Regions from separate parts of the Mus musculus genome. Here regions 1 and 2 are each linked to region 3. Evidence: chromatin loops called from intact Hi-C (ENCODE). Cell type or tissue: left cerebral cortex. All regions are shown on one strand.

Region 1 (8,000 bases), 67 kb before region 3:
CAAGTAACATGTTAAGCTCCCCCGCCCCACCATGAAGGCAGGGCCTGTATCCATCTCACCCATTTCTGCCCCCTCATGCCCGGTACTGCACCTGGGTGTGACTTGGGCTCCCAATGGCAGAGGAAGGAAAGCCCAGGGTTCTAATCTCAGGATTTCCACTCAGTCTCTTCTTCCACTATAAGTGGCTTGCAAACCACACCTTCTGAGGGTTGACCAGAGGCAGGCCTACTTATCAGATAGCTGTGAGAACTCAAAACTACCCTTTTCCACACTGATGAAAGAGGCGGCTAGGCTCCTAATGTTAACAGTATCGTCAATAATAGCCATCCATCCCAGAGAGGGGCCCACAGGCTGGACCTCTGGGGGATGATTAATAACACCTGTTTTACATAGGACTTTGGCTGTGGCCAACTGATGTGGGGAAGTGCTAGTCTGAGGGTCTCCAGTTCCACTTGTCTGCCTTCCCCAAGCCATGTTCAGCCCCTCGCTCATCTTTGTGCCAATGACCCTCTTGCCATGAATCCCTGGACCTAGGCTAGGCGTCTGCGCTCCTTCCTCCGGGAAGCCTCTAGGCCCTCACCCAGGTGACTGTCAGTCCTTCCAGCTGGTCTGGCTCTCTTCCTTTAGGTTACAAGTTCTGCATAGCCACAGGTCTAGTCTGCATCTCTGAGTACCATCAGATGCCCAGTCTGCATCTCTGAGTACCATCAGATGCCCAGAAGCCTGGCACATGGCCTGGGCCTCACAGCCACACTCATTCCATACCCTACCACCAAGCTATACCTTATTGGATATAAAGATATTGGAGTTCTGGGTTAAGTATCGCAAAGCAGGCCAGGGGCAGGGCTGTGCAACACTGCCAATGGGGCCTGAGCTGAGTGAGGAACATGGCAAGTCCCTGCTGTGCTATGACTGCTGGCAGCTCTGGGGTCCTGGAGCTGCTGTCTCCTGTGAACTCACTTACTGAGGAGCAGTGCTCTATCCTGCCCAAGCAAAACAGCAGCAGCTGGCGTGTTAGGGTTCCCATCCCAGGGAGATGGGGCTGCTCTCACTTTCTGTGAAAGTTAGTGAAGTCTCGGAAGCACCAAACGGCCACTTTCTGAGACAAACCGCAGCAGGCCTGCCAGCCAAGCCCAGGGGGTGTGCCAGGGGACCTCACATCGATGGTGTCATTTCCTCTTTGCCACAAAACCCACAAGATCTGCATTTTCCGGAATTTAAAAGCACCAGAGGTTCCAGCGGGGTGGCCGCCTACAGAGCTAAGAGTCGTCACGTCATCGCTAGGATGCTGGCCACAGGTAGGGCCTCGGTCTGCCCACCTTGACAGCCATTTGCATCAAGAGTACTTGCCCCACTGTTCTCCACACAGCCAGGTTTACACAGTGTAAAAGCTCTGGTGAGCCCACAAACAAGTTGGCAGGTCCTGTATACAGCAAGCACTCACTAAGGTCCACTCTCTGCTCCGAGCTTTGATAGTTAGGATCAAAGATCTTAGAGAAAAGCCCCGGGGCTCAGCCTCAACCTCGGAAATGCAGCGACACGTGGAACTGTTGAACTACCTACAAGAATATTTGGAACTGGCAAGAAAAATGCAAGTCCCACAGTGTAACTGCAAGCTACTCAGGCCACCCTTGAAGACCACCTGGGCATGAGGAAGACTGTTAGCTCTACTTGGGTGGAACTGTCAATGAACTAAATCCTGTCCATTCAAAATATTGTAAATATGGGCTGGAGAGATGGCTCAGCAGTTAGGAGCGCTTAGGGCTCTTGCAGAGGACCTGAGTTCAGTTCCCAGCACCCATGCCAGGAGGCTAACAATTGTCTGGGGCTCCTCTAGCTCCAGAGGATCCCAAGCCTCTGACCTGTGAGGATACAAGCACTCATATGCACATACCACCCCCCCCACATGCACGCATGCACGCACGCAATCAAAAATAAGCCAGGCTTGGTGGTGAACACTTTTAATTCCAGCGTTCAGAAGGCAGAGGTCAGTGAATCTCTAAGTTAAAGAGCAGCCAGGGCTACACAGAGAAACCCTGTCTCAAAATAACTAGACCAAACCAAACCAGACCAAACCAACCAAATACACACACACACACACACAAAGACACAGGGACATGAGGGAAGACTCAGCTCTGAGACCACAGGCTGGCCATAAAGTCCCTCGCTGCCTCAGTTCCCTGTGGAAAAACACAGTCAAGGGATTCCCAGTGCCAGCCTCAGTCACAATAGGGTTGATGAACCTGAAAGGCGAAACTGTGTAGCCTGAGCCAGGGCAGTGGTGGATACCTGTACTCCCAGCACGTGGGAGAAGAGTTCAACGTCATCTTTGGCTATACAGTAAGTGTGACACCTGCCTGAGCCACATGGGACCCTGGGGGTGGGATGGGGGACCACACCAAATAAATTGCCTGAGCAGGGAAATGCTTGCTCAGTGATGGTTAGCATCCTTGCCAGGTGGTCTTCAGGTCCTCTTTCATCACCTCAATGGCAAGGACTATAGCAGTGGGGTGCTTGCCCATCTCTGGAGTTACCCCCCTCTCTGGGGTAAGAGCTAAAGGCAATGATAGCTAATGTTGACCACAGAATAATGTTTGGGATAACAGATCAGGAATGTTTAAGCATAATGTGCGTTGTGATCTATGTTCCTCTAAGTATGTAGAGATATCACTTCTGTGCAAGTATGCACACCCGTGCTTAGCGCCAAAGGCAGACCCTTGTCTTCAATTTACTTCTCTACTTTATTTTTTTTGAGACAGGATCTCTCACTAACCCTGGAGCTCACTGACTCAGCTGGACTGGCTGGACAATGAGCTAGGGAGAGCCACTGGTCCCTGCTCTCCCCTGAACACTGGGGTTACAGATGTACACCACTGGATCCAGCTTTTACAGAGGTGTTGGAGATCCAAACTCAGCAAGCGCTTTGCTGACAGAGCCACTTTCCCGGGCCCAGGTTCCTTTACTTTCAAAAATAGGAAGGCCAAAAGTAGGCTTGCCTAGATACCTCTGGTTTCTTCTCTCCCCTTGGCACCAGACAGTACGACTGCTCTGGGAGGGCATAGATCGTGGGGATGCTGCTTGCCCAGGTGAGTACCTGTACGTGAGAATTTTGATCAAGCTCACACGTTACCTGCTACACCCTCACTGCTCTGGGCATGACCCAGACCAAGCCTCTCAAAGAGAAGACACCAAGAACAAATGTATCTTATATGAACCCCATAGGGTGTCTAGATGTCATGGCCAATCCTGGGGCCATGCTGATCTGGAAGTTGGAGCTCTTCTGAGGCTATTATTAAGCCACTTACGGGCTTTGCACAGAGAGGCTGGCTGCAGAGCAGCCCTTGTTGGGGGACTGGCTGATGTCAGATGGAGAAACATACTCCTCACATGCAAGGATCCTCAAAAGCCTCCTGTTTATCTCCAACATCCAACCTACCTGGTTATGGCCCTTGTTCTGTCCTCTGAGGGAGGCACCAGGTCAGGTGGCCCCATACCACCGCCCATGTGGCACAGACTGGATCAGTTTCCCTATCTGCCTGTTCCCTGTGGACTCCTCTGCCAGTGTTCTCTCCAACACCCAGGACACAGCAAGTGCTCAAGGAACAAGAGCCTGTGAGTATCACACTTCAGCTCAGCCAGCAAGAACAACTCAGTGCACAGAGGCATAAGGACCTCTGGTACCTCCACAAAAAGCACCTCTTTCCAGAGAGCTGACTCTTGCAAATGACATCAGCTCCACCCTAAAGTTGCAGGGCCTAGGATTGTGAAGTCCCTTCTATAGGAGACTTATAAACTAGAGAGCTGGACTGGGAAAGTGGCTCAGATGTTGCCTGTTGCAGGGCAACCCTGTGGCCCAAGGCTCCATGTCCAAATACAGGGCAGGAGATTAAGTCTACGGTAGCAGATGTAATTGATGTAGGAATATACAGGGGCCAATGGACGGCAGGAACAGGCTGAGGCAGACGCCAGAGTCATTCAGAGGCAGGCTCCCTGGGTTATGAAAATCATGAAATTGTGTCAGTGTTCAATTACAAACCTGGCAGTAGGAAACATGCCCCCGTTTACATAGTGCCTAACTCCTCTTGCTGGATTCTCAATGGCAATTTTTGGAGGTAGGGATCTTTTTTGGGGTAACATTCCAGTCATCGTACAACTCCAGTCCTAGCCATAATAGTAGAGTATCTTTCCCCTCACAAAATAAGCACAAGAAACTAAAAAACATTACAGACTCTTACATACTTAAAAAGATTCTATTATTTTTCTTCATTCTTTTGAAATCGGGCTGTAGTTGTGTAGTTCTGTCTGGCCTAGAACTCACTCTGTAGACCAGGCTGGCCTTTATCTCACATAGATTCGCCTGCCTCTGCCTCCCAAGTGCTGGGATAAAAGGTGTGTGCCACCACACCTGCCTTATTTTTATGTATGTATACATGTTTGTGTCTGTGTTCATATATGTACATGGGGGTCTCTGGGGAGTGTCAGATCTGCTGGGGCTAGAGTTAAAGGTGGCTGTGAAGCGTCCTACAGAAGTGCCAGGTCCTCTCTGCAGAAGTGCTCTTAACCACTGGACCACCCTCCCGGTTCCCTTCCCTTGCTTTGGCTGGGATGCTCATTTACTCAAAACTAAGCTTAGAACAGCAAAGCTATGCTGAGCTGGGGTTGCTGAGCAGCTGGCTTGGCTCACTCGCAGGCTAAGGACACCTGCCTGCCATACCAGCCTTAGCAGAACGACAAGCTCTTCACAGTCACTCAGCACATGCTAAGCCCACGTGACACGGAGCTACATTTTACTATTCCCAGCTCACGAATGACAACACCAAGAACTTTGTTGTAATTTTTGAATCACATAGTTACAGCAATGACCTAGTCTGGTGCTCTGCCCCCAAGGCCCACATAATCTCCAAAAATATTGACTCCTTGATACTTCAGCTGGGCTCAGCTGGGCTGACCACTCACACTGGGGATAGCACTGAGAAAGACTTGTGACCCAAATCCAGCAATACCCAGACTGTACCAGGACCTGTGCATAAAAGCCACAGCATTCGCGTATCTCCTAAGTGGCTCTGTTCATACAAACAGATCACCATCTCTGGTCTGACTTGCAATAACCCTTGAGCTACACCTGATCCCTGGTCCCAAATCAGCTCTAAATTTAGTTAAGCCTGCCATTCCCCTGCCCAGTACCCATAGCTACCCTTCTAAAGTCTTAGCATATCTTCTAGCCAATAGACTAGGTCCCAGCTCACCAGCACCCTTTGTCTTTCCTCCCACATGGTTAGCAACACACACACACACACACACACACACACACTATTAAGTGGATGTCCATAGCAGTTCTTGCTACAACCAAATTCCTTTCTGCATCCTTCTAACCTCTGGAAGTCAGTAAAGCTGTCATGACCCACTACACCCAGCACAGCTCAATGGTTCCTAAAGCCACTGTCCCTCCTTGCTGCCCCTCTGCCCAGGGAATGTTCCCTTCCAGCTTCCATCTCTCCAAAGCTGGATGCTTCTGGGGACATCCTGCCAGCCCAGCTGGCTAAGTACTCTGGTCCGACTTCTGTGGCCAACATGTTGCAAAACAGTTTCTGGGAATGCAAGGAGGGCTCGGGGGACTGCCACACAGATGCTGGCTCCACACACAGGCACGGGCTGACCACAGCACTTGGCCCTAGAGGTGGCCCTTGGCTCTCAATCAAACCCTGCAAGGGTCTCAGAAGGGCTGACATTAGCAGTAGAAGGGCAGAGTGAGACCATCAGCCAGGGATGGAGAGGTAGGCAGCAGAGAGAACACCAGTGACCCCACACTAAGGGTTTTGCAATAACCTTCCCTGGTGGCTCCTTGGGGAAGCTGCCAGCCCATGAATTTTTACAGAGACAACCTCCCTGCAAGCCTCTCAACAAGCAATCCTGCCTTGACGTCAAACTCCAAGTCGGGGAACTTCAAACACAAACAAACAAGTCTGCCCCAGACCACAGTGGAGATGTTCCCAAGGAGGGCTGGCTGGCGGAGAGTGGCCACAGCTGGGCGCATGAAGCTTACTCCCCTGTCCACATCTGCCACGGCTGAACTCTGTGACCTGGTCCTAAGCTGTAAATGCAAGGGTCTACCCCACGATGCTCCCTAGCCCTGTTGGCGCGTGAAGGCGCCCACTGGGGTGCAGTGACCCTGCCCTTGAAACGCTCCAGCCAGTTTGCTCCTCCGTGCGAGCAGCACTATCCCCAGATAACATCACAAGGTCTAACCACTCTGAGACTATGTACTGAAGCCAGGAAGGAGAATGGCTTGCGCAAAAGCACTTAGTGGGGCTTGCTGAGAAACTCCAAGTGTAAGCCAGGCAAGGATGACAGATAGCCAAGGATCTGACTTCTCGGTGACATCTTCTGACCCAATCTTATTCTCCACAGAGGCTGTGAGCCTCAACAAGACTTCTCTGGCCTTTGCAAAGCAGCCTTTGCCTTGGAAAGTCTGTGGATGATCTGCCCCGGGACTGTTTTTCCAAGGTTTGCTTCCTGTCCTACCTCATTACTCTGACCCCTAAACCCTTGCCTTTGTGCTCTTGGTCCCTGCACTCCTGGGGAGCCTCAGAGACAACCTGGACTAAATCGGGAGAGAGCAAGCATTCACTTTATCCTCACATTTCCCATGTCCTGAAGTGACTGCCCACGGAGGCAAGAAGAGAAGTGTGGCTGTCATTCATTCATTCATTCATTCATTCATTCAATAGTTAAATCGCATCCTTCCAGAGTCAGGTATGGTGTCTGTCATGAGCAGCATGGTTCCCAGGATCCACTGGGGACCAGGGATGTGTCCATAGGCGTGCCTGGCTGGGAAACAGGAGAGGAGGCAGAGAACAGATATGTCATGTTCCATGAACGTCCATGACACAGAAGCTTCCGTGGACACAGGTCACTAACATATCACTAACACAGAGGTCCCTGGTGCTTTGTACTTCTGTTGGGAAACTGAGAGGAGGGACAACAGGTCACGTACTACGCACACATCAGGTCTTCAGACACACCTGTGTCCTGGTTCAAATTCCCCCACATACTTGTCTGAAGTTCACCAGACCTGCAACACTTAGAAGAAATCAGTTTCCTCCTCATGCACAGAGGTTGGTGGATACTCTGGCCCAACTGTGAGGTGTAGGGGTGTCTGGGACCTACAAGGAATCAGAGAGGAGGGCACCCCTAAAATGGAGCAAGGGACATGGCACATACTGACGGAAAGATGGGGGGCCATGCTAGGTATGTGTGGGGGCACCCTATGAGCAAAGATGAGTGTCATAAAAGATTTTAAATAGGGTCAGGGGAGATAGCTGGAGATCTGAAAGGACCAAGAAGAGAAGGGCAGCAGAGCTGGTGTAGGACAAGACTGGATCCTATATGTCCTAGAAAGTTCTGGAAACTTCTACAAGGTCTTGGAAGAACACAGCATTAAAATAGCTGCCGTCATGCAGGTATGGGGTAGGATGTACACGGAGGAATGTGATCTGATTTGCATTTCTGAATGATCATCGTCATTTTGGAAACCACTCGGAGAACAGATTGAAGTGGGCGTGGAGAAAGCAGAGACGGGAAAATCAAGGAAGAAGGACCCCACCGCAACTCAGCACAAGATGGGAACAAACGGTAATTTAGCTAGTGGCAGAGTGGGTGGAATGAAGAAGCAGATCCAAGAGATGTTCTATTGGCATTCTTTTTTTTTTTTTACTATAAAGATAAGACTTCCTTCTTGCTCGTCCCGGGCATTTCTGGCATACCAGCGCTCTGGAATGCAGGAAGCTTAGCACTGAAGCTCAGAACAAATTAGCTAACCACATGGAGCCCGGGTGGCTGTTTGATTTACTAGAACTTGGCACTTTGTGTGTTCTGCGGTGGGGAAGCCTTTTGCCAAAGGACCAACCTGGCAGGGCACAGACTGCAGACTCAATAGCCCAGGTTCCCATCACCCCGCTTCTAAACACAGCACCTGCCTTACCTACCAGGGAGAGGGGGCC
Region 2 (8,000 bases), 51 kb before region 3:
TAATCTCAGGCCGTCTCTGTATTTAGACCGTGATTATCGTTTTCCTTTTCCTTAACATGAAGGCCAATCTATGTTTTAAAGCAAAACAAACATATCAAAATATAAACACTAGAGATACACTATGTAGCCCAGGCTAGCTCCACTTGCATGCTACGATGACAAGCCTGTGTCATCATACCCAGCTCGAAATAGAGGGTCTCTTATTTGACATTTTTACTTTTTGCACTATCTTCAAAGAAGATGTGTGATTTTTCTTGAAAATTTAAAGGATAATAATAATAGTTGTTGTTATTGTTGTTCTTGTTAAAAGGGCACACGTATATGCCAGGTATATTCCACAAAAGCTAGGGAACAACTTTCTGGGATCGATTCTCTTCCTCCATCTTTACATAGGTTCTGAGGACCAAACTCTGGCTGTCAGGTTTGCATGGCTAGTGAGTGCCTTTACCCACGGAACCATCTTGCCAGCACGGTTGACGTCATTCATCGAGAAGGCAAGAATTCTAAATGTGTTATCCATGGAAGCCCTGGGCATCCTAAGTTTGGAAATACTAGAAGCCATAGTGGAGAAGCCTGCGTCTGTGCTGGAGGAGAAAGGACTGATCCTCAGGTCCTGCCCTCTGTAGAAATCCCTGAGTGTTCATCTTTGAAGACCGGATGTGTTAGATTATGCAGAGCTCACTGCCTCTCTGGGAAGTTAAACCCGTCAGAACTGTTCCTGCTGATCAATGAAGCCAGATCTAACCTGGATGCACGTGTGGGAAGCAGGACCCCCACAGGAAAGATGCTCAACCAATCTAACAAGAGCATCCTCAAAAACCAGCAGTGCTCTGTAACTACGCACCCTGCACCCTCGCCTCAGAAACTACGAGCTACGAAACACACCTATCTGAAGATCCAGAACTCAGAGCCTTTCTTTCTAGTGAGGATGGTGACAAGCAGGAGAACACCTCAGTCACGACACTCAATTTTTCTGATACAGGGGAGATGTGTGCCCCGAGAGGAAATGGGCAGTTCAGAGTCAGCAGGATGGCTCAGTGGGTGAGCGTGCTTGGTGCATAGCTTGATGGTCTGCATGTAATACCTGGATCCCACAGTGGAAGAAGAGAACTGACTCCTGAAAGCTGTTCTTTGACCATCACACGCATGCCATGACATGTGCATGCACACACACATATGCATGCGCACGTACTCACATATACATACCACCACCACCATCACTATCCTCACCATCACAATTATCCTCATCATCATCTCCATCACCAACATCTCCAAAATCAACATCATCCACAGTTCTGGAGCAGACGTGTATGCAGCAGGATGACTGGCTTTTCAGCCATGGTGGGTAAAATGTGTGTTCATCTTACATCATTCCCAACAGGAATGTCTATTTGCAAATGGATCCCACCCACCCTTTTCCGCCATGTAGGACCGACTTTGCTTAGCATCACTTAGCTTCCTTGAAGCTTCCTGGCTTCATAAGCTGCCCCTCAAGCAATCTAGACTCCTGCATGTAGGCTTCCTGCCCCTGAGTGGATTGCCTTCACGCACTGCAAGCACAGCTGAGCGAGCCCAGGCTTGCCCATCTGTCACTTGGAGGTTCCAACCTAAGCCTTTGCTCCACCCAGCGCACAGGTGATAGACAAGGCTCATCAATAGATCTGCAAGGCCCTCTGCAGGCCCTGGAGGCCACAGGCCTGACCCCTGCATTCTATCACCTCTTATGCCACCTCCTTTCTTCTGAAGGGGCTGGGAGCTGACGTCTGCTGTGCTGTAGCCACTGAGCTTGTGGTAGCCCCTCTGTCCACTGTGACAAGATAAGAGGGACAGTTTCAATGGGATGGGGGACTGATCTAGTCATAGTTGCAGAGGTTTTCTGGCTGTGCTTGGCCACCAGGAACATCAGGGTAGGGGGATGTGACAGGTGGAGCAAGCAGAGGAGGGAGGGGGGGGAGAGACCACTTCCACCCACACGTTGCTTCTATCACTTCTAATAACACCATCAGATAGGAACGGCCAGACCGTCAACCCACAGCTGAGGTGGGGACGCCTCATGACAAGGTCACATCCCAAGCCTGTCAGCTGAGTCTCTAACACAGGCCTCTGGCAGCGTTTCAGTCGGAAGCCAGAACACCAGCATGAAGAACCACTTCCCTTCTGCCTCCTCACTCCCCTCCTTCTCTCCTCTTGCTCCCCACAGCCTGCTACCTCGGAAAGCACCTGGGCTGCTGTTTTTCACTTGGCTTCCTGGGGCTACAGTAGAGGCCCTGCACTTTCCCTCTCCAAATACACATCTCCTAAACCAGAAACTCCTTGTCCAGGTTCAGGGCCCAGAGGCATCCCTAACTCACTCATGCATTCCATCTCCCATCCTCTGAGTCTGCAGGAGACCCAGCCTCCCTTCTTTGCAGCAGAATGCTAACGGGCAGGTGCCTCCCTTCCACCCTTCCTCACAGCCTGGTGACCCATGTGACTTTACTATCTGGCCAATGATAAAGAAATGGGATTCTCGAATGGAGATTATGAAAGGGTATTTCAAGGATGCAACCTTCTCCAGCCCTTTATCATCTAGCTGCTGGAGAGCCGACTACATGGCTGGTGCTCTGACAACCATCCCGGAACTTGGGTAAGACACGACAGAGAAGCAAACGGGGAAAGAATCTGGCTTCTTGGTGACCACGCCAACCTCGGCCTTCTAACCTCCCGGCTTCCTTTGTGTGAGAGAAAATGAACTTGTTTGAAACGATTGTCATTTAAATGCCGTTTCCACTCGTACTCCACCCAAGTGGGTCCTTTCCCCGACTTGGCCAATAACACCAGTGTTTACGTTCTGGACCCCCCAGGGCTGTTTATTTACTAATTTCCTCATTAGTTATTGGCAATTTCTGGAGAGAGGATGTCTCTCATTTCCTTTAAGTGAATATTTCAAACGTAACAAGCAGTGTAGCCTCCCTGTCTGGGCTTTTTGTTTATTTAATTCACTGTGTGTGCTAGCACAGGACTGTCACAGCGCTCATGTGGAGGTGAGAGGACAGTTTTCAGGCGTCAGCTCTGTCCTCCGTCCCTGTGTGTGTCCTGGGGATCGAACTCGGGTCCCTAGTCTTGTCAGCAGACGCCGTTACCACTGAGCCACTCTGCTGGACCCTTTCCTTGTTACCCTTGCTACAGTTGATGGTACCTGTTGGCTTTACCTGGCAGGAATATCGTTATGACACACATTCTGCAACTTGACTTAAGCACAGTCAAGATGACTCACAAGGAAGTCCGGGCCATTGACTGCGCTCTGCTTCCAGGGTAGCACCCCACAGAATACTGATAATACCTTCCTGCCCACGGGCACTGGGGTTGCTCCCAGTTCTCCTCACCACAGAAAATGGCACAGTGCATGTTCCCACCAGTCTCCATCCTGCACCTCAGGACTGCCCAAAGTGCACTTTCTGGTAGTGGGAGGCTTGTACTCTTAGCTTCACCAGACGAATGTTCCACTTAGGAATGCCCAGCCCATGTGCCCAGGCCTGGAGAAAGAGGGGCCTTCCCAGGACCAGGCTGTACTTAGCTCTGAACCACCAGCCCCTGTCATGTGATGGGTGACAGACGTCTGCACCCTCTCCTCACAGTCTAAACTAGTCATAGCAGATATACAAATACAGAAGTCCCCTGCTTAAGCTTCCCTGCCCAAAATGGCTGCTCCCTGGGGACACGTGCGGAGCCAATGCACATGCTGGTCCCCACACAGAATCTCTCTGAAAAACAGAAAGAAAGAAAAAAAAAAAGATTTTCTTCCCTGTCAACAGCTATCTGTGGGAGAGACCCATCTTCTGCATATCCCAAATCAGGAGATCTCGAGCCTTTATCCAACATCAAGAGTTTTCAAGGTACCCACCCCCTCCTCACACCCTCCCATAGGGCCTTCCTGCATATCTCAGCTTCTCTCAGGAGCTATCTCCCAATGAAGGAAAGTCCCAGGCGAGGAGAGGGGCCAACTTGTTTATTTCCAAATGCTGCCACATTCCAGCTGCGACATGTATGCTGGCTGGATAGGCTCACTGCAAAAGCCAGCTGGGAAGTAGGCCTGCGGGAAGGGGCTGGAGCTTTGCAATGGGTTATTTTTAGGCAAGCCAGTGTTCCCAGAATCATGTTTACAGCCCCAAACCAGTCCAGGCGTCCCAACTCTTGAATAGCTGTGTGCTTCTCATTAGAATGTGCCTCTGCACCTCACTAGGGGCTCAGGTGAGAGACAGATGACGACCCAGCAAAGCTACAGCAGACACCCGCCCTCCATGCCACACTTACTGGATGCCAGCTCAGTTCAGGGGTTGGTACTTGTCCACAGCACAACCACAAAGCTGGGCTCTGTAGCAAGGAAAATAAATATTCCAAAGTGGGATAATAAGCCAGACATGCTCAAATCCCAGCTACTCACCTCTAACCCCACCTACTCACAATGCTAAGACAGGGAGGTTAAGAGTTCAAAGCCAGCCTGGGCAACTTAATGAGGCACTATCTCAAAATAAAAGGGGGGCTGAGGATACAGCTCAGCTGCAGAGCATTTGCCTGCAGTGTGTGAGGGAGAGCTACACCCCAGCCATGCAGGAGAAAAAGAACCACCATCTACACACCAGGGTAGCAACCATCAGGGCTGCAGAAACCCTATTTCACAGGTCACATAGAACCTGCCCCAGGAAGATGCTCAGGGGCCACCCTAGCAGCCCGCTCCCTGTTCCCAGGGACTTCAGGAAGCTTCGGATTAGGAAGGCAGGCAGATGGGGCACTATCACCTGGATCCTTCTGCTGTCAGCCAGTGGGATCCACCCTTCTATGGGGCAGGGCTTGCTGGCTCCTTCTGCCCACTTCAAGCAGAGCATAGTGACATGAGATGCAGGTAGCACCTTACAATGCCCCAGCCAGGGCTCCTCTCTCAGGGGAAGAAGTCATGGGAGCTGCAGCCACCAGGTCTGGGAAACTGCAGTGACCTCCCTGCTTGGATGGAGCCAAGAGGAGAGGAGAGGAGAGGAGAGGCGAGATGTGTTTTTGGACAAAGGGGCTGAACAAAGCTACATTGTGATGCTGGCTGGGCAGAGAAAACCAGCAGGGGCAGAGGGGCCCGTGGATTCATTAGTGGCTCATTTATTTATCCAGCCAACAAAAGGCAGTGCAGGCAAGGCCAGGAAGAGCCCTGAGTCTTTTCAAAATAGTAGCTCATGCCAGGCATGGACATACAACCTGTTATCTCAGCCTTCAGGAGTCACAGTGGGGGTTTAAGTTCCGGGCCAGCCTGGGCTACAGAGAGAGACCCTGTCTCCAAAGAAAGAGAAAAGAGAAGGAGAAGAGTAACGGACAGAAATCGGAGCTTTCCCAAGCTCATGTCCAAGGAGGGGAAGGAAATCGTCTTCTCCGTCTTCTGTGCAAAGTGCCTGAGCCATCTACAGAGGCTGTCACCTGCTGGGGTCTGCTGCTATGAGAGTCGTGAGAGAAGAATCCTTGTGCATGACTGTCCTTGGAGCCTAGCACCCACCATCTTGGGCGAGGTCAGATGTATCCCTTACAAGAGGATCACCCCAGCTGGACCTGTTGACTATTTACACAGGGCCGATGGGGAGAGTCACGAGGCCCTCACCTGAGTAGCCAGCCACTTCCTGCTACTTCTGCCTTGACTTCATATAGCCTGGGAGAGGGACCAGAGGATATAGACCAGGGAAGACTAGAGGTGGAGGCTCCATCTATGATCTGTGTGGCTACATGGAAGCCCCCTCCCTGCTGGGTAAAGACTTTCCAGGTGCTGCCTCACTCACACACACACACACACACACACACACACCACACACACACACTCCTATAAGTAACCTTTCACTTGTGGTCTGTAAGAAAGCCCGATAAACTCCCTGGTTCCCCCAGACTGAACTTTAATGGGATGGTGCCTTGGTTTGTCACTGGGACCTTGGGGGGATGGGTTGTTTATGTCTCCCCTGGAAGGAATCTTAGCCACAGAACACAAGAGTCAGGAACGTGTCCAGGGTATGACCTCAACTTCTTACTGTAATTTTCAGTGGGAGGGGGCATTTGCTCACAGCGGGCTGGGGAGACTGTAAGAGCACGCTCAGGGAGCCGTGTCTATGGAAGGTGAAGGCAGAGCAGCCTACCTCCAAGATGCCTGTGAAGTGAGGCAGCTAGCTACAAAGGGCTCCAGGCCACTGTGGCTTGCTGTGTTCTCCCCCTGCAAAGCACACCACCAACAGAGATGCCCTGCAAGATGTCCTAGTCCCAGGAGGGGAAACTGAGGCTTGAGTGGATGAAGTTTTCAGGAGTAGAGGGGAGATTCGAACCCTGTGCCAAAGACTTTCTTCTTGGTATCTGGTTACCAGCCCTGGCCCCACACAATCTTTTGGGTGGTGGTAGTTGTAATATTGGGTCTTATAGTGACTGTGACATAGTCAAAACTGTTCTTAGGTGTAGATGAGGAAACAGAGAGACTAGGTATCTCGCCCATGCAGCTACCTTTTCTAACTCTCTTTTAGGTGTGACAAGTCCCTTAATGCCATGGGATCTTATACCAGACAGGAGAATTAAGGAGAAAGTTATTCTGAGTGGAGAGGGGGAAAGCCAAAGTGACAAGTCAGCCATGGGAATTGGTCGTTCACTATCACTGTGATTAGGGAATGTTGGAAACTCCCTCCCCTTCTGAAAGCATGGGCGAATGGGTCAGTGGATGGATGAGTGGCTGGGTGGCTGGATGGGTGTCACATACTCTCTTACAGAGCAGGTCCAAGGAGACTCGAGTAGTGACAAGCCTGGTCAAACTCCTGGTTAGTAGTGACTAACCCAGGAGTGCGGATCATTCTCTACCCCACGACTTGTCCCCCAGTGGTTCAGTCTGCTGGGTGACCTGCCTTGACAGAGCCCAGCATCAGAGCTTCAGCACCTGAAGCTGGAAACCATGGCGCTCACAGGGAGGAGCACAGAGCTCACAGGGAGGAGCACAGAGCTCACAGGGAGGAGCACAGAGCTCACAGGGAGGAGCACAGAGCTCACAGGGAGGAGCACGGAGCTCACAGGGAGGAGCATCACAGGGAGGTGCATGGAGATACAGGAAGCACGGCACAGCCGGCGAAAGCTTTAGAAAATATCATCTCAGCCCAGCATGGTGCCACATGCATGTGTCCCAACAGTCAGGAGGCAGAGGTGGGAGGGTCATGAGTTCCGGGACAGCCTGGGCTGCACAACAAGACCTTGCCTCAAAGGGGAGCAAAAGCTAAACGACAACTAAAAGCACCTCATTTCGGATTTGAGGATAAATCTCACTAGTACAATACGTGTCTCGCACATACATGTGAGGCCCCAGGTTCAATCCTCAGCACCGCTAAAAATGATTTAAAAATAAATTGGAGGAGGCATAATTATCTGGGATCAAAACAACAGTACAAATGACACTTCAACAGGGTCTGTGGAGATTTCTGGCCATGAAGGGAAGTCGTGTGTGTGTGTGTGTGTGTGTGTGTGTGTGTGTGTGTGTGTCTGCCTTCTTGAACTATTTTAAATTATTTTAAAATACATTGGAGATGGTTGATGTAACTCCCCACTACCAAAGGAATCTGATTTACTGTGAAGCATTGAGTTCTCTTGTTGACGTCACCCAATAAACAAGGGTACCTGCTCTTAGTCAAGGGTCCCCTGCTCACTGTCCCTTCTTCATTAACTCTGAAGAGACCTGATTTTGCTCAGGCTGACAACACATTCATCCTCCAAGGCCCCTTGCAGCCAGTGAGATGGAAACGACTTCCAGAAAGGTGATTTTCCCCCCTCATTAAGTTGAGTAACAGGCAGATAAGAACAAGATCCTACCTAGAATGCAAACCTTGAGAACTTGAAGCCCCATGTGGAGGGTGGTTACAGAGCAGACAGGAGGAGGCAGTGCAGACGCTGGGGTTTGCTGACCTCTGAACTTCCTGTTTCCTGAGGAAGCAATCCCTGGATTTCCCCTAGAAATTACTAGGATTTCTGAC
Region 3 (8,000 bases):
TTAGCGACCCCGCAACCCGTACAAGACACCAAGCCAAGATGGAGCCCGTTTCTGGGCGGTGCTAACAAGATGGCAAGAGAGAAGAGATGACAGAGTGCCAAGAAAGTGAACGAACATGAGGGGATGTGGGCACCTGCTTCTGCACACCGTTGTCTCTCCAGTGCACAGATGGGACCAGCAGACCCAGCTGTATAGCAGGCCAGGTGTCCCTCGATGAGCGCAGCTGGAGAGTGACAACATCCCTGCTTGCCTCGTGTAGTAGTCAGAGCTCTAGAGAGCCTGCCAGAGACCGCCAGATCCTACCCAATGACACAGACCTGCAACTTCATCCCGATACACTGAGTTCGGGTTGTGCCTTCTGTGCTTTCCATTTAAACAGGCAAAGTGTTTGATGAACTTGGTGGGGCTCCAGTGACTCCTAAGAGATTGAAAAGAGACTAGCACACTGCTGGGCAGGTAGGAAGTGAACAGTAAGCCTTGGCCCCTTTTCCCCCTTTCACACGCACTATTGGAGATTTGAACTGCAGAGCCTTAAGTAGACAAGGCCACTGTTCTCCCAGCGAGCTGTACTTCTCACCTCCTTTAACACCCTTTTCACGCCAGTGGAGCTGTTCCACAGAGCAAAGCCATCAGTAGACAGCATACCGTCATGACCTGGGATCTTCTCAAGCAAGCCTGCCCCTGGGCAGGGTCCTGCAAGGAACATCCCATGAGCTACCACTCCCACCGAGTTTAGCTAAGAAGGGCCAAAGTGTCCTGTGCCTCTTGAGAGAACAGAAGTCTGATATAGGTGTATAAGCCAAACTCTCCAGCCAGACACCTGTAATCCTAAGACCCAAGAGACAGAAACAGGAGAATAGCCATGAGTTCAAAACCAGACTAATCTATGTGCTGAGTTCAGCCAGGGCTACATAATGAAACCCTGTCTCAAGGTCATATAGATAATTATACATAGTGTGTGTGTGTGTGTGTGTGTGTGTGTGTGTGTGTGTGTGTGGCTGGACAGATGGCACAGCAAACAGTTAAGAGAATTTTCTGCTCAGGCAAAGGACTCAAGTTCACTTCTTAACACCCACACGGCAGGTAACAACCTGTAACTCCAGTTCCAGAGCTTCTGACTCCCTCTTCTGGCCTCCTCAGACTGGCCTGAGTTAGTTGCCCTTCTACATGCTGCTAGAGTGGGCTGCCCTAGAACAGACCTCTGGGATGGCTTCCTGTCCTGTGTCATCACCTGGAGGAAATTAGTTCTATGTACTTCTTCTAAAGGTGCCCTGTGTGTGCACGAATGTCACCAGGCCCCCATCCAGGGACCGTTTCTAGGCAGACACAGCCTCCACCAAACACCACAGGTAAAAGCACTCTGTTCACACTTTCCAGGCAGGTGGGGAAGCTCGAGAGTAGAAGTTATCCGGCTTGCCACCAGGTCATCTAGACAGAAACGGGACCATTACAAAGCCCTGGGGGCTTCCCATTCCCTTGCACTTCTATGGTCAAGATTCTCACAGTAATAAAAGCATCTCCTACATAACCTGTCCAGTGCTGTTCTTAAACAGGGACATCTGCACAGACAGTAGACACATTAACTTAACCCAACAGAGTCCTCATCCAGTCCCGCCTGCCCAGCCCCCTCCCCCATCATTTAACCACAAGACGGCAGAGCTTTTCAGAAACAGAGTGAAGGGAACCACTCCAACCTCTTACAGATCACATGGGGAAGCGAAGGCCCTGGAGATGAAGTGATTCACCCAAACTAGCTGGTAATAAGCCTAAGGAACCAGCTCCAAGGTCAAACTCCCATCCAAAATGGCATCCAAAGTCCTGTCTTTTCAGGGACCAGAAGGATCTTTCAAATGCATTGCAAAGAACAGGGCATGTGTCTTGTTCACACTGCAAATGGCCCTTGGGCCTTCAGAAGCCACAAGAGATGACCTCAAAATGCACCCAGTAGGGAGGCTACTGCCTAACCAGCTCAGAGGCCTGAACAGCTGGAGACTCTGGGGTATCTGATGTCACAACTTTGTCAAGATGTGCAATCTCAGAGGACAAAGAGAATTTGCAGAGAATAAAGAATAAGCCATTCTACATACAACCAGGGACCCAGGAGCACCTCAAAGGGACCTGGGGAGGAACTACAAAGGCCAACCCAGAACATTCAACAGCCCAACAACATAGCAACTCAACAGATATACATGGCAGGACAACGAGCCCAGAACTATGACACACAGGCCTCCTATTGTATCAGCCTAAAAAGTGAACTTTGCTGGACACACACACTCAGCTGTGTTCAAGAAATCCACATGCAGAGACTCCCAGTGCAGGGTTTTGTTGGTTTGTTTTTAAGGCAAACCCCAGGTCAGTCCTGCTATAGCAACTGTAACAAAAAAACAATAATAATAGCCAGCACTGTTTGGAGTCTCCCAATGTCCCTGGCTTCATGGCTTTTATGAAAATACAACTAAGGGAGAGTCACCCTGAGCATTTTGGATCAAACAAGGATTCAGGCTTGTGGTGCGAGAGGAGGGAGGGCTGGTCTTGTAATAATTACAGCAATCATCAGCTGGCTCTAGGACAGCTGGCAGATGCAATTAGCAATTGTGTGTGTGTGTGTGTGTGTGTGTGTGTGAGAGAGAGAGAGAGAGAGAGAGAGAGAGAGAGAGGAGAGAGAAAGGGTATTATGTATCTAACAAGACATCCTCAGACCTACAGAAACCAAATGTGGCAATGCCAGGGAAAGGCCCTTCTTAGGGAAAGAGTTACTAAATAACCCCTTCACTTTCAAAGGTCTTCCAGTCTCTGGGCAAAAGCAAGTTGGGAAGGCACTAGTTTCCCCCCCAATGTGTAAGGGGGTGGGGGAGCGTCCCCTTCTGAAATGCCAACCACCTTTCTGGCTGGTTCTTCCAAATCGTTTTAATGCTGCACTTCCCAACTGTATAATTTGAGAGAAGAGAGCTCACACATCTTGTTTCCTCATTGCACTCCAGGTTATCTCTGTCAGCAACCCCCTTAAGTAGCCTGTTCTTACCAAAGGTTCCCTTCCCCAGTATAATCCTTCCTAGGCCAAAGCTCAGTGTTTGGGGTGGAGTAGGGAAGTCAAAGGGTAATTTCATTTTAAGCAGTGAACCGCTGTGACATCTCCAAAGACAAGCACCCCAACGCCTGAACAGCAAAAATGCTGTTTCAGCAAACACTTTTTGAAAAGCGGCAGAGACCTGGTGGAAAGGAAAGAAACGGACAACAAGGAGAGTGGGGAGTGAGGGGAAAGTCAGTGCCACCGATCGATCGACGCTCACACTTCAAGGGACGTCCCCCACATCGCCCCAGCCCACGCTACCGGACTTAAAGCACACGGAGAAAAGACCGGCGCGTGATTCAGTGGGACAATGACTACTGTGGGCACTGGAAATAGGGTGAAGGCGGAAAGGGGTTTGCAGTGGGGTGCCCTGTGCATCCTACTCGGCACGCTGGTCTTCGAGACTCGATCCAGTTCCACGCTAACACCCCCCTCCCCTAAATTCTTCCAAAGTGAGAGCTGGTCGTAGGTCCTCACGCTGCCGCATCAGAGAGCTCGGGAAAGGGAGGAAGACTCCAGCCAGCAACCCCGCTGCAGGATGCAACTCGGGAAGGAAAGCAGTGGGGCGGCTCCCGGGCCACCGCCGGGTCCGGACGTGGGGCGCAACGGCCCCTTACCTCTAGGGTCCGGATCTCCTGCTGTGTGAGGTCGTTAGACACTGAGCACTTGGTGCGCAGCCCGCGCAGACTGCCGATGGAGATATCGATGAGCTTCTGCAGCTGGCCGCACTGCTGCAGCGCCCGGCTGACGGCGGCCCCTGCGCCCCCGTCCGCCGCGGCGCCCCCGCCGCCGCCCTCCTTTTTCTCGCCCATCGCTGCCGCGCGCAACGCCGCTCTATCCATGCCTCGGCATCGGGGCCGCTGGGGGCCGAGGCGAGGAGCCCGGGGACACGGGCGCCTCGGCAGGAAAGCCCCGAGCCAGGAAGGCTGCACTAGGAGCGCCCCTTGGCGCCGCCTAAGCCTGCAGTCCCGAAAGCCTGCTGCCCAGTCCGCTCCTCCTCCCGCCCAGACGCGGCGGCAAAGCGAAAGCCTCCACTACCCGACGGCTGTGGTTGTTGGAGCCTTTAAGCGACAGCGGGGGCCGGATCGGGGCCGCGACGCATTCTGGGACTTGTAGTCCGCGCATCGCATCTGCTTTCTGGCCCGCGCCCTCGGGGCCCCGCCCGCACTTCGGCCCCGCCTGACGTCTAGAAGGGGCTGCTCTGCGCCTGCTCCAATTCGTGCGCGTCGTGGTCTAGGGAGTTTGATTCCTTTACCCCCATCTCCCACTACTACACCCTTCTCACACACGCAAGCGCACACACATCAGTAGCTTTCCGAGACTGGCGAATGGGGTGGGGAAGGGGCTGATGGCTCAGACCCAGATAACCCCTGTCTTGTAGGATATTGAGGGTCCTAAAATTTTTGTATGAGTTTAGGGGTTACCATGTATGGGAATGCGCTAAAAGTGTAGCTCAGCGGCAGAACATTTGCCAGGCAAACACAAAGCCCTAGGTTTGATTCCCCAACACTATCAAAAGAAAAGAAAAAGAAACACCCACCTTCATCAAAATCTCACAACACCCGACGAGGCTGTGTTTGTGTTCACATAGAGCTTGACCCTGAATTGTCACACCAAAGTTACTGTGCAGGCAAGGAGAAAGGACTTTCTTCTGTGTTCTATTTACTCAACAAAATAAATTTAGTGCCCCCCATACCCTGTAGATGCCACATGGGCAAAATATTAATTTGTTGAACAGTTCTAAGAGTTTCGAGCCAGAGAGAACCTGGGTCTACCCAGTATGTGAACTTGGACAAATAGCTTTCCTCTGAGTGCCCAAGTTTCCCCTTCACATCAAATAGGGTAGTCATAGCCATCTAGTCTAGAGGGTTTCTTTAAAAAAGTTATGTTTCTAACAGCACCCATATTAACTGCTGGCATGTGCGATCAAGTATACATGCTAGCTCCTTTCTAACTTCACACTATCTAGATGAGACCCTGAGCCTCAGCAGTCAGTGGTCTTAGCAGTGGTGTTTCCCAGTCTGCCCTAATTTAAGCTTTACCACACCTGCTCATTCTCCTCTCCCATCAGTCCACCTCACATGTTCTAGCAATAAAAATGAAGTGAAAATGAGCCAGGTGGCAGTGGCACTCTGGAAGCAGAGGCAGGAGAATCTCTGTGAGTTCCAGGCCAGCCTGGTCTACAGAGCAAGTTCCAAGACAGCCAGGGCTACACAGAGAAACCCTGTCTCGAAAAAAGAAGTAAAAACTGAAGTCAAGTGTACACACTTTTAATCCCAGCACTCCAGAGGCAGAGGCAGGAGGATCTCTGTGAGTTCAAGACCAATCTGGTCAAATAGTGAATTCAAGACCAGCTTGGGCTACATATATAGTGAGGTCTTGCCTCAAAAACAGTGTTGGGTTAGACAGATAGCTCAGCAGTTAGGAGCGCTCGCTCCTGCAAAGGATGAGGAGTTCTGTGCCCTGCATCCGTGTGATGGATCACAGCCATTTGTAACTCCAGTTCTAGGGATTCTGATGCCTTCTAACCTCTGTGAGCACCAAGTAGTCACATGGCTACACATACATGCATGCAGGCAAAACACTCAGACCCATAAAACAAAATTAATCGAACAGAGCTAAACAAAAAGAATTACTGGGGCTGGCGAGATGGCTCAGTGGTTAAGAGCTCCGACTGCTCTTCCGAAGGTCCCGAGTTCAAATCCCAGCAACCACATGGTGGCTCACAACCATCCGTAATGAAATCTGATGCCCTCTTCTGGGGTTTCTGAAGACAGCTACAGTGTACTTACATATAATAAGTAAATAAATAAATCTTTAAAAAAAAAAAAAAAAAAGAATTACTGATACAGGTAGGTGTGGGAGCTCACATTAATCCCAGCACTTTACAGGCTGAGGCAGGAGAATTCTTTACTTGAGACCGACCTAACCTATCTAGTGGGACCCTGTCTCAAAGGATTATGAAGATACAACAATCCCCACTCTGTGAACAAGACCCCTCTGGTGTACTTACATGTTCCCAGCCCTTTCTGTTACCACAGCCCCACTCCAGACCCTGTATACGAGAAGCAACTACCTTGAAATAAAACTGCAATGGTGGTTTTCAAGCTTGAACAGTGTCACAGTCAAGGGGAGGGCTCCTTCATCCTAGAATGAGAGACCCAAAGCCTGTAGTTTCCTGATCCATAAATCCAAGCCTGGGTCTTGAGATTTGCATCTCTAGCAAGTTCTTAGGGGGTACTGATGCTGCAACTGTAGACAGCATGCTTTGAGAAGCCACAGTGCAGAAGGTCCGTGGACTTCTCAATCTCTCTCCACCTTGTTGTTTTGAGGCAGGGTCTCTCACTGAACCTGGAGGTTGTCAGTTCTGCTCGACTAGTTGGCTAAGAAGCCCCAGGAATCACAGACATGTCTTGCTGGCCCACCTTTGACATGGGTGTTAGAGCATCAAATTTAGGTCCTTAGGCTTGCATGGCAAGCACTTTACTAACTGAGACACCTCTCAAGCTCTTGGGACCATATTCTGGCCCCAAATCCTGGCACAGACCCCTTGTTGGCCTGCGGCCTGTGGCACTCATGTCTATCCATGCCACCATGGTGGCAGCAGAAGAGCTGGAAGCTAAACAAACGCCAATCTCTTGGCTGCTCTCTTTGGGCAGCTGACAACGTGTGTTATAGGCATACATTCACACAGACACACACAAACATATGTAAAAATAAAAATAAATCTAAACTGAACACACACACACACCAACAGTAAATTCAGAGAGTGTTGGGTGCTATAAAGGAAGAAAAAGAAGTGTCCAAAGAAGGTCTCTGATCACAGAAATGAGGTTGGCCAGTTTTGTTTTGTTTTGTTTTGTTTTTGGAGCACTCACTATATAGCCTAGGGTGTGACCTTGATCTCCTGATCCTCCTGCCTCTGCCTCCCAAGCGAGAGGATGACACAAGTGTGTGCACCACACTGGGCTGAGCAGAGATCTGAATGAGAAAATGAAGCCACCTATGCACGCGGTTCCCCAGGAAAGGGCCATTCCAAGCAGGGGCCATGTGCAAAGGCCTAGAGGCAGGAACTTGACATACTGCAGGAAGAGAAGGAAGACTCACATCGCCACAGTGTGATAAGAAAGAGCAGATGGAGATGGTACAGGGAAACTGGACAGGGCTAGATAAAGCAGGGCACAGGAAGGAAGCTGGGAATTGTCTCTAAGCCTGTATCACTCCTAATATGGCACAAGAGCAATGATAACACATCACCTGGAAGCCTCTTAGAAATGCCATGGGGGGCGGGCAAGATGGCCCAGTGGGCTGCCAAGCCCGAAGATCTGAGGGCAATCCCTGAGACTCACGTGGTGGAAGGAGAGAACATACTCCCAAAAGTTGTCCTCTGTGCTCCAGATGGATGGCGTGACACATTTAGACATGCACAATGTAAAAACCTGGGGGAGGGGGTATGAAGGGAAAAATGCCACCAAGAAGCAAGGTGTAGTGGCCCAGGCGGGAGAATCTGTTTACGGCCAGTTTTAGAGTTCTGTAACCAGCCTGGACTACATTAGATCGTGTCTCAAACAAACAAGCACAGCTCTCTAAGCACACACACAAAAAAAGAAAGCCAATATATGTTTACATAATATATATTTTATAGAGATAATTAATATTGTGGGAGGGAGGGAGGGAGAGAGAACAGATCAGAGGACAGCTCTGGTCTAGGGACTGAACTAGGTCACCAGGCTTGGTAGTAACTGCTTTTACTTTCTGAGTCATCTCCCCTACGTTCTTGTTTGAAAAGAAAATAGGTGACTCTGTCTTGAGGAGAACACCAGTGTCTTGGGAGATGCACTGTCTTTTTCCTAAGCACCCTCCTCTTCCCTCATCCCTATGCTTAAATCTATATTAAAATGATTTCTTGGGCTGAGGCTGAAGCTCAGCT

Evidence for each region. Hi-C counts contacts between places; a loop is a spot of excess contacts. Peaks named below come from ENCODE experiments on the same cell type or tissue, not always from the same donor. Only the 100,000 strongest peaks of a DNase experiment are listed, where the experiment ranks them.
Region 1: it touches region 3 in a loop (2.4-fold over the local background); 12 of 42 quality-filtered maps call a loop at or near these places.
Region 2: a loop joins it to region 3, with 1.9 times the contacts of the local background. A loop is called at or near these places in 9 of 42 quality-filtered maps.

What each region holds. Positions count from the first base shown.
Region 1 is chr11:79,075,535-79,083,534 of GRCm38, forward strand. All of the region lies in intron 1 of Ksr1 (kinase suppressor of ras 1), which reads right to left. Among named protein-coding and RNA genes, the nearest start is that of Gm11201, 56 kb to the left of the region's middle. In left cerebral cortex, no CTCF peak of the experiment used is centred here; DNase peaks (open chromatin) are centred at 4,727, 5,637, 6,009 and 7,619.
Region 2 is chr11:79,090,877-79,098,876 of GRCm38, forward strand. The region is part of intron 1 of Ksr1 (kinase suppressor of ras 1); the gene reads right to left. Among named protein-coding and RNA genes, the nearest start is that of Ksr1, 52 kb to the right of the region's middle. In left cerebral cortex, no CTCF peak of the experiment used is centred here; DNase peaks (open chromatin) are centred at 442, 4,028 and 5,085; H3K27ac peaks cover 2,424 bases.
Region 3 is chr11:79,142,368-79,150,367 of GRCm38, forward strand. Ksr1 (kinase suppressor of ras 1) reads right to left here and starts at 4,106. Exons shown (of 19, transcript NM_013571.3): 1 at 3,688-4,106. The coding sequence starts at 3,912. In left cerebral cortex, a CTCF peak has its summit at 4,032; DNase peaks (open chromatin) are centred at 2,540, 3,425, 3,581 and 4,168; H3K4me3 peaks cover 2,978 bases; H3K27ac peaks cover 2,330 bases.